4 separate regions of the Homo sapiens genome follow, and all the other regions are linked to region 4. The links are chromatin contacts, found by Hi-C or POLR2A ChIA-PET in ENCODE. All regions are on one chromosome and are shown on one strand. The core of a region is the stretch at or near the end of the contact, and the rest is flanking DNA. Distances in the headings are between cores, read along the strand shown. Region 1 overlaps GLI2 (GLI family zinc finger 2). Region 2 has its middle 120 kb from the start of GLI2. Region 3 has its middle 66 kb from the start of GLI2. Region 4 has its middle 210 kb from the start of TFCP2L1.

Evidence for each region. Hi-C counts contacts between places; a loop is a spot of excess contacts on that map. ChIA-PET counts read pairs that join two places held with the same protein, here RNA polymerase II (POLR2A). Pooled maps may share reads with other maps.
Region 1: POLR2A ChIA-PET joins it to region 4 with 10 read pairs in WTC11. The contact joins two enhancer-like sites. A Hi-C loop is called at or near these places in 1 of 50 pooled maps. POLR2A ChIA-PET finds 5 or more read pairs at or near these places in 12 of 52 experiments (AG04449, AG04450, Caco-2 and 7 more).
Region 2: a map of mammary epithelial cell shows a loop between it and region 4 (19-fold over the local background). The contact joins two enhancer-like sites. A Hi-C loop is called at or near these places in 1 of 168 maps with a recorded cell type or tissue (mammary epithelial cell). POLR2A ChIA-PET finds 5 or more read pairs at or near these places in 2 of 52 experiments (AG04449 and WTC11).
Region 3: POLR2A ChIA-PET joins it to region 4 with 20 read pairs in WTC11. The contact joins two enhancer-like sites. POLR2A ChIA-PET finds 5 or more read pairs at or near these places in 4 of 52 experiments (H1, HCT116 and WTC11).

What each region holds. Positions count from the first base shown.
Region 1 is chr2:120,756,992-120,759,691 of GRCh38, reverse strand. The region is part of intron 1 of GLI2 (GLI family zinc finger 2); the gene reads right to left. Among named protein-coding and RNA genes, the nearest start is that of GLI2, 22 kb to the right of the region's middle. RefSeq lists an enhancer at 426-1,287. Within about 2 kb of position 1,396, at least 15 of the 41 ENCODE cell types and tissues checked have a DNase peak (open chromatin) inside an H3K27ac peak, as active enhancers do.
Region 2 is chr2:120,618,864-120,621,563 of GRCh38, reverse strand. No RefSeq gene overlaps it. Among named protein-coding and RNA genes, the nearest start is that of GLI2, 120 kb to the left of the region's middle. Within about 2 kb of position 1,328, at least 2 of the 41 ENCODE cell types and tissues checked have a DNase peak (open chromatin) inside an H3K27ac peak, as active enhancers do.
Region 3 is chr2:120,668,400-120,671,099 of GRCh38, reverse strand. No RefSeq gene overlaps it. Among named protein-coding and RNA genes, the nearest start is that of GLI2, 66 kb to the left of the region's middle. RefSeq lists a silencer at 1,193-1,487 and enhancers at 1,254-1,755, 906-2,105. Within about 2 kb of position 1,284, at least 8 of the 41 ENCODE cell types and tissues checked have a DNase peak (open chromatin) inside an H3K27ac peak, as active enhancers do.
Region 4 is chr2:121,073,936-121,076,635 of GRCh38, reverse strand. No RefSeq gene overlaps it. Among named protein-coding and RNA genes, the nearest start is that of TFCP2L1, 210 kb to the left of the region's middle. RefSeq lists enhancers at 525-1,376, 895-1,794, 1,377-2,227 and a silencer at 1,189-1,483. Within about 2 kb of position 1,395, at least 3 of the 41 ENCODE cell types and tissues checked have a DNase peak (open chromatin) inside an H3K27ac peak, as active enhancers do.

The sequences.
Region 1 (2,700 bases), core at 147-2,646, 320 kb after region 4:
AGTCATGCATAAGTAATGAAGCCTCCATAAAAACCCAAAAGGACTAGGTTCAGGAGCTTCCAGAGATAGCTGAGCACATGGTTCCTAACAGGTAGTGCACCCAAAAGGGCATGGAGGCTCTGCACCACCCCCCATGCCTCACCCTGTGCATCTCTTTACCTTTATCCTTTGTAATATTCTTTACAATAAGCCAGCAAACAGAAGTATTTCCCGAGTTCTGTGAGCTGTTCTAGCACATTAATCAAACCCAAGGAAGGCGGCATGGGAACCCAGATTTATAGCTGGTTGGTCAGAAGCACAGGTAGTTGAAGAACCTGTACTTGAGACTGGCATCTGTGGGATGCCACAGATGTGGGGCGGTCTTGTGGGACTGAGCTCTCAACCTGTGGGATCTGATGCTGTCTGCAGGTAGACAGGGTCAAAACTGAATTGAATTGGAGGACACCTAGCTGGTATTCACGGCAGAAGTGCTTGCTTGCCGTGGGTATGGAGAAAAACCCCCACACATTTGGTCACACATGTTTTCTGTGTTGACAGAGTGAGAGTGTAAGAGAAACTGAGTCTGTTTCTTCCTACATTCTCAGACCAGCTCTGCTGCTGCATTTGCTCATGAGGCCTCACATGGCCAACCACAGCTCCATGAGCAAAAGGAAACCTGCCAGTGTGGGGGTGGGGGAGGGTGCAGGGAAGATCATGCAGGATTGGGCACAGAAAGGGCCTGGCCCCCAGTCATCGTGTCCACTTCCTCCAGAGGGGAGAGGAAGGCCAGCTGCACCTCAGCCTTGATCAGGCTGTATGTCCCTGGAAAAGTCACCACCACTGCCCCTCCCCTTCTGTGCAACGAGATGGTAGGAGTGGCCAGTCTCTGGGGCCCGCTGACCCTCACTCTGTCTCTCCCACGGCTGGCCTGGCCTGACCTTTGGATGGTGGGCTCCCCAGGGCCCACCCACGGCCCTCACCCGCAAGCCAAGGAGGCCCAAGGGCAGCTCTCACAGCCTCCTGGATGATTTACAGCCACCCCGCCCGAAGCTGCAGGCCGAGCAGATATTTTCCATTTTCCACTGTGTAGCTGAGCTCAGACGTTATAGGGAGCCCTGGGTCTAGGCCTTGGGCCTGGCCGTGGCTTCCCCTCTCCTAGGTATGTAGGCAGGCCAGGGGCGCAGGCTGAACATCTGTGCCTAGGCCCCAGCACTCCCTCACAAGAGAGGGTCCTCGGTCCTGCAGCCAGGTCTGAGAGGCCCGGTCAGGGGGAGGAAGCCAGGCCTCCCAGCCAGCACCATTCACATAGGCCCTTCCCACTTCCGCTTTCCCCTCTCCCCATGACAGCATCATGGAAGAGTGCCTTTGCTGGCAAGCCTGAGCACTCTGGGGCTTTCTGCCCTGATGCAGCTCCCACGCTCAGCTGTGCACAAAGCCCTCAGAAAAGCTGCTGAGATTGTGTGTGGTGCTAGGAGTAAAATGCAAACCTCCAGCCCACACAGATGTTCTGTGAGGCCTAGTCCCTCAAGGCCAGGCGGCCCGGATAAGTGGTGAGATGTCCCTGCCCCTGTCAGCTTCAGGCCTCTCCCCAGCCATCCCTCCTCACACCCGCTGGCCACACCAGCCTCTCCCGTCAGGTCTTAAACACATCAGGGTGAGGACTATCCTTACAGTGGACCACTCACACCACTTAAAATCAGAAAGGCCCTGCTAGTGAGAAAAGTGCAAGGTGAGCTCTCTGCTTCGGCCAAGATGGAATAACAGGGACCAGATGTAACCTCCCTCCCAAAACCATCAAATAACCAGCAAAACCATGGAAACAATGGCTTTTCAGGACAATGAACATCAGGCAATGAAGGAACGAAAACCAAAGAGGTGAGCCTTAGCCTGCCCCAGCTTCCTTTCCAGAGAGTGTTTCCAGGCCACGGCACAGGGAGGGGTAACCAGGCAGAGCTTGGTGGATTCCTGAGTTAAGGAGATGGAGATGGAGTTGGAGAGGAGGGAGACCAGGGTAAGAAGGGTTTTGCATGGCAGAACACCAGACCAGTGGAAGAGCTGAACAGAAGGGGAACATTGGTGAACTTGCAGAGGGTCCCCCTGGAGCATTGCAGAATAGAATCAGCACATACTGTTCTTGCCCCAAGGCCAGGAAAAGATCCAGCTGAGAGGATGAGAGGGAAGAGTGCCCAGTGTAGACAAGGCCAGTGCCTATGCCCACCAGCCAGACTGGAAAACCTCAAAAGTCACACAGCCTTGGGTAGAGAACTCTGAAGGATTTTACCTCAATAGCAAGGAATAATTAGCCCTAGGCTCTGGTCCCATCTAACAAAGCTAAAAAAATTAAACTTTGCAAGTAAATGAATCATATCCTAGAAGAAAGCTCAAGAATATTTATAGTAAGACAAAAATATTCAACATCCAATAAGATAAAACTTACAATATTCTAGCATCTAGCAAAGATTACCAGACATGCCAAAAAAAAAAAAAAGCAGAAAAGTACATGAGGAAAATAAACATCAATCAAAACTGAGCCAGAGCAGGTACAAATGTTAGAATTCGCAGATGAGAGCATGAAAACAGTAGTTATAAATGAATTCCTGTGTCCAAAGAGTTAAGTGGAGACATGGAAGATACAAAACGACCCAATCAAACTTCTAGAGATGAAAAATCACTAGATGGAATTGGTGGTAGATTAGACATTGAAGAAAAAAGATCTGTAAA
Region 2 (2,700 bases), core at 79-2,578, 460 kb after region 4:
AACCTAAAGACTGAAGTAGATAGGTAGTCTACTAAGGTTTCTTTGGATTTGACTGGAGTCATCGCGATAGAAAATCATGGCTTTTCAACTAATCCCTAGGTAGGCTTGATTCAATTCACAGATTCAGTCCCCCCAGGAATAAATCCATTGGCCTTAAGGCAGGACCTTGTAATAACATGAATCTTTCTCCAGGTCTATCACAGAGTGACCTGGGCCATTTGTCAGGTAATTCTGCACTGGAGAAAGAACTGTTGAACATTGGTTCTGAGCTAAGACTAATTCCTGGAAACTTATAACATCACTGTGGTCTACCAGTCAGAGGATTTTGAGGCTAAGGGGATAATTGGAGTTTTAACTCAATTCACCTGACTGAAGACAATGAGAATCCAAGCCCATCCCATGTTTATTTTCCATTTTCACATGAATAGTTGGAAATGCTTAGAAATTGACAGAATCTCTACACTGACTCTTTGATTTGTAGAATAATGGCTATCATAGGCCTAGTATAGTACTGGGATGGGCCAAATGGAAGCCCCTGGAATTCTGCTTCCCTACCAAGTTATTAGTCCATACAGTTCCATATCCTTTGGGGAATTTCACATATTAGTGCCAACATGAAATATTTGAAAAAAGTGCAAGAGTAGTGATTCTTATTTTATTTTCATATAACTTGCCTATTTAGTTGATAAAGAAGACAGGTGGATCTTGGAGAGTAACCACAGATTATTGTAAATGTATTCAAGTGGTGACCTCAATTACAGCTGTTATTTTAAGATGAGGAATCTTTACACATTTACACAGCCCATGGCATCACAGTTGGTCATTTAAAGAAAATTCCTATGAACGTAAAAAGCTTCAGGAATTCAGTAGTTTGTTTTCACCTGGAAAGGATAGCAGTACATCTTCATGATCTGCTCTGTGATTACATCAGCCTTCTGGCTTTGTGGCACAATTCACCCTAACTGTCTCACCATCTCCCATGATGCAATGTTCATCTCCTACATTGCAGATATCAAGCTAGGAAACCAGGGAAAGTAGAAAGTACATGTACTTACAAGCCTTTGTTAAGGCATATGTGTGATGTAAGATAGGTGATAAACTCCATACAAATACAGGGCCATCTCACTGAAGTTTCTGGGATTCTGGTGGTCTGAGACATATTGGGATATTTGCTCCAAAGTGAAGAAGTTGTTTCACTTTATCCCCTTGTACAAAAAGGAGGCATGGGGCTTTGTGAACCCCTTTACACTTTGTAAGGAGCACACCCTGTTTGGTTGTGTTGTGTTCTTACGACTCATTTATGAGTAAGCCATAAGACACCCCAGCTTGGGTGGGGCTCACAGCAAGAGAAAGCTCTTAAGCTGGCCAAGGCTATAAGTAGCTCTGCCCCTTGGGCCTTATAACCCAATAGATCCAATGGTGCTGTTTCTTCAGTAGGTCTGAGTGTTGAAAGCACTGATAGGAAATCGTAACTGAAACCCTAAGATTTCGAAGCAAAGCTCTGATCTGTTCAGTAAGCACCTATTCTTTTGTCAGTTAGCTCCTGGAAGAATACTGGGTCCAAAGAGAGAAACTGAATACCTGACCAAAAGATGACAGATGACAGAGAGGCCTTATGCTTCTCCTTATTCGCTGGGTGTTATCAGCTTTGCCAAACAGTAAGACTGAGCATGCCTGCAGCATTCCATCACTACCTAAGAGGGACCCAAACAGGACTGGGCCCTGTACCTGGCATATCAAGAACCAGAGTCAGAGGTGGACTGGTAAATATTTAACAACCAGCTCTCTGGGGGCTCCAGCACTCATCTGTGGTGTTTGCAGAGTTCCACGGTGTAAATACTCCCATTGTGGCTGATTTCAAGGTACGGACACAGAACTGGGAAGAGACCTCGCCATCAGTTGTCATGAGCTGCAGCAAGCTGGCTCTAGCACACCACTGCCCAGAGTGGCTCATGTTTTCATATCCCTTCCATTATATACAGGAGTCTCAGAAAGTCATCATGAAATGAAGTCGATAATAATAATGGCTAGCAAAGAGGTATAGACAGTGAAAGTTTTCTTTCATTGAACTTTCTATATGTAATATATATGTCATGCTGGTTAAACATTTTCTTAAAATAAGAAGTAAAATTAATATGCAGTACAAAAGACAGATCATGAATTAATACTTTTAAATCAAATTTTTTTTGAAAAAGGGAAGAATCTTTTTAAAAAAACATTGGTCTGTAACAGTAATCAAGAACATCACAGATTTTTATTTTGAGCTTTAACTTCTGCAAGTTTGCCAAAGACTTCATCAAAATTTATCTTCTTTGAATATTAATATTCAGTGAACTCTATAGCCAGATTTGGCATTCTATCTTTGTTCATAGTTGATTAACAAACATTTTTATTAATTTCAAAATCAAAAAAATTTTTACACATGAAGCAAGATACAAACAAATTGTTTTGTAAATAAGGTCTTATTGGACCATAGACGCATACAATCACTTATGTTTTGTTGCGGCTGCTTTTATGCTGCAATGGCAGAGTTGAGTGTTTGTAATAGAGACCATATTGCCTGCCTACCATATTTATTATCTAGCCCATTAAGAAAAAGTTTGCTAACGCCAGCTTATATGATGAAAAATAAAAGTTGATTGCATTTAATATGTACAAAATTTGAATTTATTTTTTATCAAAAACCCTAAATAATGGTAA
Region 3 (2,700 bases), core at 35-2,534, 410 kb after region 4:
AGGAAACAACAGACACCTTCTTCCCAGGCTCTGCCTGCGGCTCTCGAGGCCCTGCCCTCCTCCCCCTGCCCCCAGAGAGCACCTGTAGGCTCAGGGCCAGCCCAGGGACAGGCATGGCAGCCCCTCGCTGGCTGCTGGGGTGGCGCCCAATTCCAGAGCCCTGTCTGGGGAAGGAGAGGGCCGAGAGCCACTGTTTGGCTCCTGTCCCAGACCTGACTGGGAGACCTTCTGAAAAACTCAGCCTCCTGATCAACAGAGGGCAGAAGACCTGAGCCACTGGCCTCCCCATGGAAGAGGCACTCAGAGCGGTATGAGGAGTAGTGCTCACCCTGGACAAACTCCCGGAGTCAGTGTGACCGTCGGAGCTGGAGGCTGGGGTGATGGGGGCCAGGGAAACCAAGCAATGGCCCCGAGGTAGTGAGGAGTCTCTGGAGGCCAGATACCCTCAAGATGGAAAAGGAACATCCTTGGAGGATTGGGGTGGCTTCTTCCTGGAGGGAGGAGGGACACATGCCGGGATGACAGCCAGCTCTGCCGCTGACCAGCTGTGTGACCTTGTGAAAGTCACTTGATCTCTCGGCGCATCAATTTCCTCATTGTTGCCTGGGCCTCTTGTGAGATCTTCCTCATGGCTTGCAGTGAGGATTGAATGAGTCGATCTGTGCCCCGTGGCCCGGGACATGGTGAGCATGTGGTAATGGCAGCCGTTTTATCCTGTAGTGTAATAACGGTGTGCAGCTAGACGTCACTCTGGGCACCTTTTCTCACAGAACTGTCACTGCCGTGCTGCAGGATGCGGATGGTTGTCTTCACTCTCCAGATGAGGAAACTGAGGCTCAAGGAAGGGCGGAGCTGCCTGAGGCTTGACAACTCTGCAGTCTGCAGCTGTGAGAGGGGGCTCTTTCTAGCCACACAGCTTTCCCTGGTTCTCGTGCGCTCTGTGAGCAGGAGGACGGGAAGGGCCGCAGCCGCTGAGGGAGCAGGAGGGGTTCGATGCAAGCCCAGCTCCCAGCACGGGAAAGCCAGGTCAAGAAACACACGGCCTCTGCTGTGGGGCTGATCACAGCTTTGTCAAAGAGGAGATGTGGGAGGGGGGAGGTGAAGGGAGCAGGAAGAAATGAATGTCAGAAACATAAATAGCCCTGGAACTGATGGACAGTCTGAGATCTCTGCGCAGACCTGGGCGCCTGCAGGCTGCCACTCAAACCTGAGCAGAAGGGTGAACCCGCCCTCACCCCACTCCCGGTTCCCTACACGCCCCAGGAAAGGGCTGTTGTGAGCGGAAGGCATTCGTCGAAAACTGGGAAGGTTGCCCAAGAAAGGCAGAGCGGGAAGCCCTCCGTGGGCAGCAGAACCGGGTGAGTCAGCCCGTCGGAGGGTCCCCCATGTGGCAGGAAGGGGAGGCACAGGGACTGGGCTCGGCCACCTGGAAACACAGGCGGCAACAGCTGCTCATGCATGAAAGGTGACAGCTAAGTGTCATCAGCCTGGGAGTGCCAGGATAACGTCACCAGGGCGAGGTGGGCCGCGGGGGTGCAACAGAGGCCCCCTAACTTCCCAGGGGAAAAAGCTCACCACTGTCAGGGACATGAAAGGACTGTCAAAGAGCCATGAAACCAGCTACGGGGATTGGGAAACTTCAGACTCACTTCTGTTTGTTTTGTGACAACATGGAAGCCACAGATGTTCTCTCAAGGTAAAAAGAACCACCAGGGACCTCTCTTGGTGTGACCTTCATCACCTCCTCTGTGTCACCTGTCCCCGCCTCCTGCTTCTCCCCCAGCACATTCCAATAGGGCCACACCCATGCCTGGAGTTTGTGGCAGGAATCACAGGAGGGGAGGGGCCGATGGTGGATCTCAGGGTGGGGGCAGCAGGTGCCATGTGTCAGGAATCAAGGCTCAGATGAAAAGTTATATCACGGCAAAGGCATGTGGCTGCTGAGGACCAGAGCCTAAGGACTGGTCAGTTACCAGCTGTCAAAGGCAGGCCAGAGGCCAAGGAAGAGTGACCAAGAGTACCTTGAGCTAGGAGCTGCGAGCAAGAGGAGGGAAGGGAGGGTGCACATTTGGAGGACTACCTCTGAACCAGGTGCCATGCCTGAGGTTCCTTTCCATGGTTCCATTAGTAGTTCCTCCTCCTGATCTTGGGAGATGAACATTATTATCTTGATCTTGCAGGTGAAGAAACTGAGTCTCAGAGAATCTCAGTAACTCACTAAAAGTCCCACAGCTTCTAAGTGACAGGGTCTGTGTGACAACACAGTGAGAAGTCGGGCTACAGCAGGGACTGGCCAAGGGTAGGTAGTCATGGGAGGATGGTCTGTGTCTTGAGAACAGACTCAAATGATGGGCTTCTCTCTGGAAAGGAGGGGCATGCCTGAGGTCAAGAATTAGGAAGTCATTTTATCAGAGAAATATGGAATCCATCATTTCTAGACCAGGGATTCCCAAAGAGGTACTGATGAGAACTAATTATGGCCAGTAAATAACAAAGCACTATTTTAGAGAGTGCATGACCCATTTTGGAGCTCACTACTCTAGAAAATGGTACACGCTGGAAATCAGAGAAAGGTTTCCAAATAAATCTGTGATAGGAGATACCAGAGAGACCATGAAATGTCCATGGCATGGAGAGATTCTGAATGGGAGGCACAAGGAGGCTGATCAAGGCTTGGCAGGCTGGGCTGCCCAATAGGAA
Region 4 (2,700 bases), core at 146-2,645:
TAGAATAAGCAGACGCTGCACTGGGACAAGCCCCACTGGCAGGGGTGGACTTGGAGCCGTCTTTCCAGGTGGAACACTGCGTATCTTAAATGAGGTGGCCCCTGGATTGAATGCTCCTCTCTGCCTCTCCAGACCTGCCTTAGAGCAGGTGGTCATCCCGAGCTGCCAGGGCTCCCTAGGCTGGTGCAGTGCCTGTCAGGGGATGCAGGGAGCTCATGGGCCTCCTAGCAATCAACTCAACTCAGTGTGCACTCACTAGATGCTAGCCATGTGCCAGCAGGCACGGCGCATGGCAGGGGAGAAAACAGCTCCTGCGCCAAGGAGCCCTAGGTCCTGGGAAGAGGGGTGACAAATCCACAAACACATACATGCTTTGTCACACCCAAGACAGGTGCCAGATCCAGGAATCACGAAGGCACCAGGAGGTCTGAGGGCTTCCCTGAGGAGGTGATGCGCCCTGAGTCCTGAAGGGCTGGGGAGCCAGCCACGGGAGGTGGGAGGGAAGGCTCCAAGCAGGGGCACTAGGATTCCCCAAGCCCAGAGGAGGGAATAGCAGGTGTGTGGTTGTGATGGGGCAGGGAGGGCCCCAGGGCAGCGGGGACAGGAGGCGGGGTTTAGACTGGGTGGTAGGTGGGAGTGGTGCCTGGGACCCCAGGAAAGGCTGCAGCCAGGAAGGCTCTGGATTTGTGCCCGAGGCTCCTGCTAGCAGCTGACGGAATGGAGAGGGCAAGGAGGTGGGCAGGGAGGCGAGCTGGGAAACGCCAAGCTGGGCAGAGGCAGAGGAAAAGGAGAGGAGAGAAACTGAGGGGGCAGGGTTGGCAAGAGATGGGGAGGACTGGGTGGGTGCCAGGAGATGGGGGGAGAGCAGCCACGCCTCCCCTCCCGGCTGGGGTTTTTTCATGCTGGAGTTGGAGTTGGGGCAACTTTTGTCCTCTCTGCTCCTTGATCCAGGGCAAAGGCGGGGGGCGGGGAGGGGGGGCGGTGAAAACACGACCTAGTACCTCTCAGTTTTAGAATCAGCCACTATCTTTTCTGGTTAGAAATCGGTGGCGGGAAGCGGCTGGGAGAAATAAGATTTAGCCTCCCAAACAGGCGGCAGGGAAGGAAGGGACCAGAAGTGCTCCCAGCAGCTCATTTGCATTTCAAACAGCCCGTTTGTTTTATCTCCTAATTAGCATACTCACCCTCAGCTGAAAATGAGTCCATTAAAGGAGACTCTGCTCCAGGCTCAGCTCCTCCTTTAAATATTTTTAAAGCGTATGATTAATACACTTGCCTATTGCTGCGTGGACTGTGCTGGGGGGGTCAGGGGGCAGATAAATGAAAGAGGATAGCTGCACGCGGCGTTGACTGGCTGATTAATCACTGCCTGTTTTCTATAACTCATGGCAGATGGCAGGAGCTGGCTGCAGGCCCTCGTTGGGAATGAGGTGCTGCAGGCAGGATGAACAGGGGTCGGGGGAGACCCTGGAAGGCCCCAGTTGTGTCGTGTTTTTTTTCCTCGGCCCTACAGACCTCCGTGTCCACCCCACCCCCTGCACTTCGTGGCAATTCCCAAGTTCAAGAGCAGTGGCGTAGCTTCTGGGAAGACACAGGAAATCTCATTTCTCCCTTGGATTTTTTAGGACCTAGATAACGACACTGTCAATTTTGGGAATGGTCAACTTTGGGGTGGGGAGAGTCAGGTCCAGTGCAATACTTGTATATATTTTATCTTCAATTCTCCCAACAACCCCATTTTCTAGATAGGAATTGTGAGGCTTGGCAAGGCAGACACAGGTATTGTTCCCAGCTGGTCCCACCCAAAGCCTGCTCCTCGCTGTCCTCCCTTTTGCCCTCCCCAGGGGAGCATCATCAGCCCAAGGCCCAGAAGTGAAGGCCCTGGAGCTGGCACAGCTGCCCCCTCCCCGGGACCTCGGCCCTCTCCATCCCTGGGGGCCACTGCAGTCTTCCCCTGGTACGGGACACATTCTCCCCGTCAGGCCTGCATGGCTATTGCCCACCTCACCGTGCACATTCAATGGTGTTTTTGTCTCTTGACTTGTCTTTCCCAGGAGATGATGGATTTCCTGGAGGCAGGAAGTGTGGCCACCACCGGGAGTAGCTCCAGGACCCGGCATGGGTTAGGCTCTGGGGTGGTGTGACAGATGTGTGTCCGGTCAGCCTAGCTGAGCTGAACTGCAGCACCCAGAACTCCCTTCCCTGCACAGGCTTGGGTTATCTGGGGCCCCAGGGGAGGGGCAGAGGGAGCAGCAGTCATGTCTTCCTTTTACACTCAGAAGGCGAGAGGGGCCAGTGCCTCCCAACACACAGGGGACTCGCAGGTGCTGCTGATCTCAGGAGATGGATTTGGTGTCCAGGCAGCTGGGGCATAGCTCTTCCAGCCCAGCCAGAGCCTCCTGTGGCCTTCTTGACTCCCAGGCCAGGTATATGCTTAGTTCATGAAAGTGCCGGCTTCTTCCACGGGGTGCCCATCCTCGAAGGTAGAGGCTTAGAGCAGGGGACAGATTGACTTGGGGTCTGCCACTTCCCGGTGGGAGTTCCAGCTCAGCCTGTCAGGTTCCGTTTGTCCTCCTACCCCACTTCATGGTCATCCCCTTTTCCCCACGCCCGCCCTGCCAGCTCCACGCACCGGAGAAGCAGCAGTTCCCTTAGACGGGGTGGCCAGTGCCCAAGGTTTCACAAGGCCAAGTCCCTGTA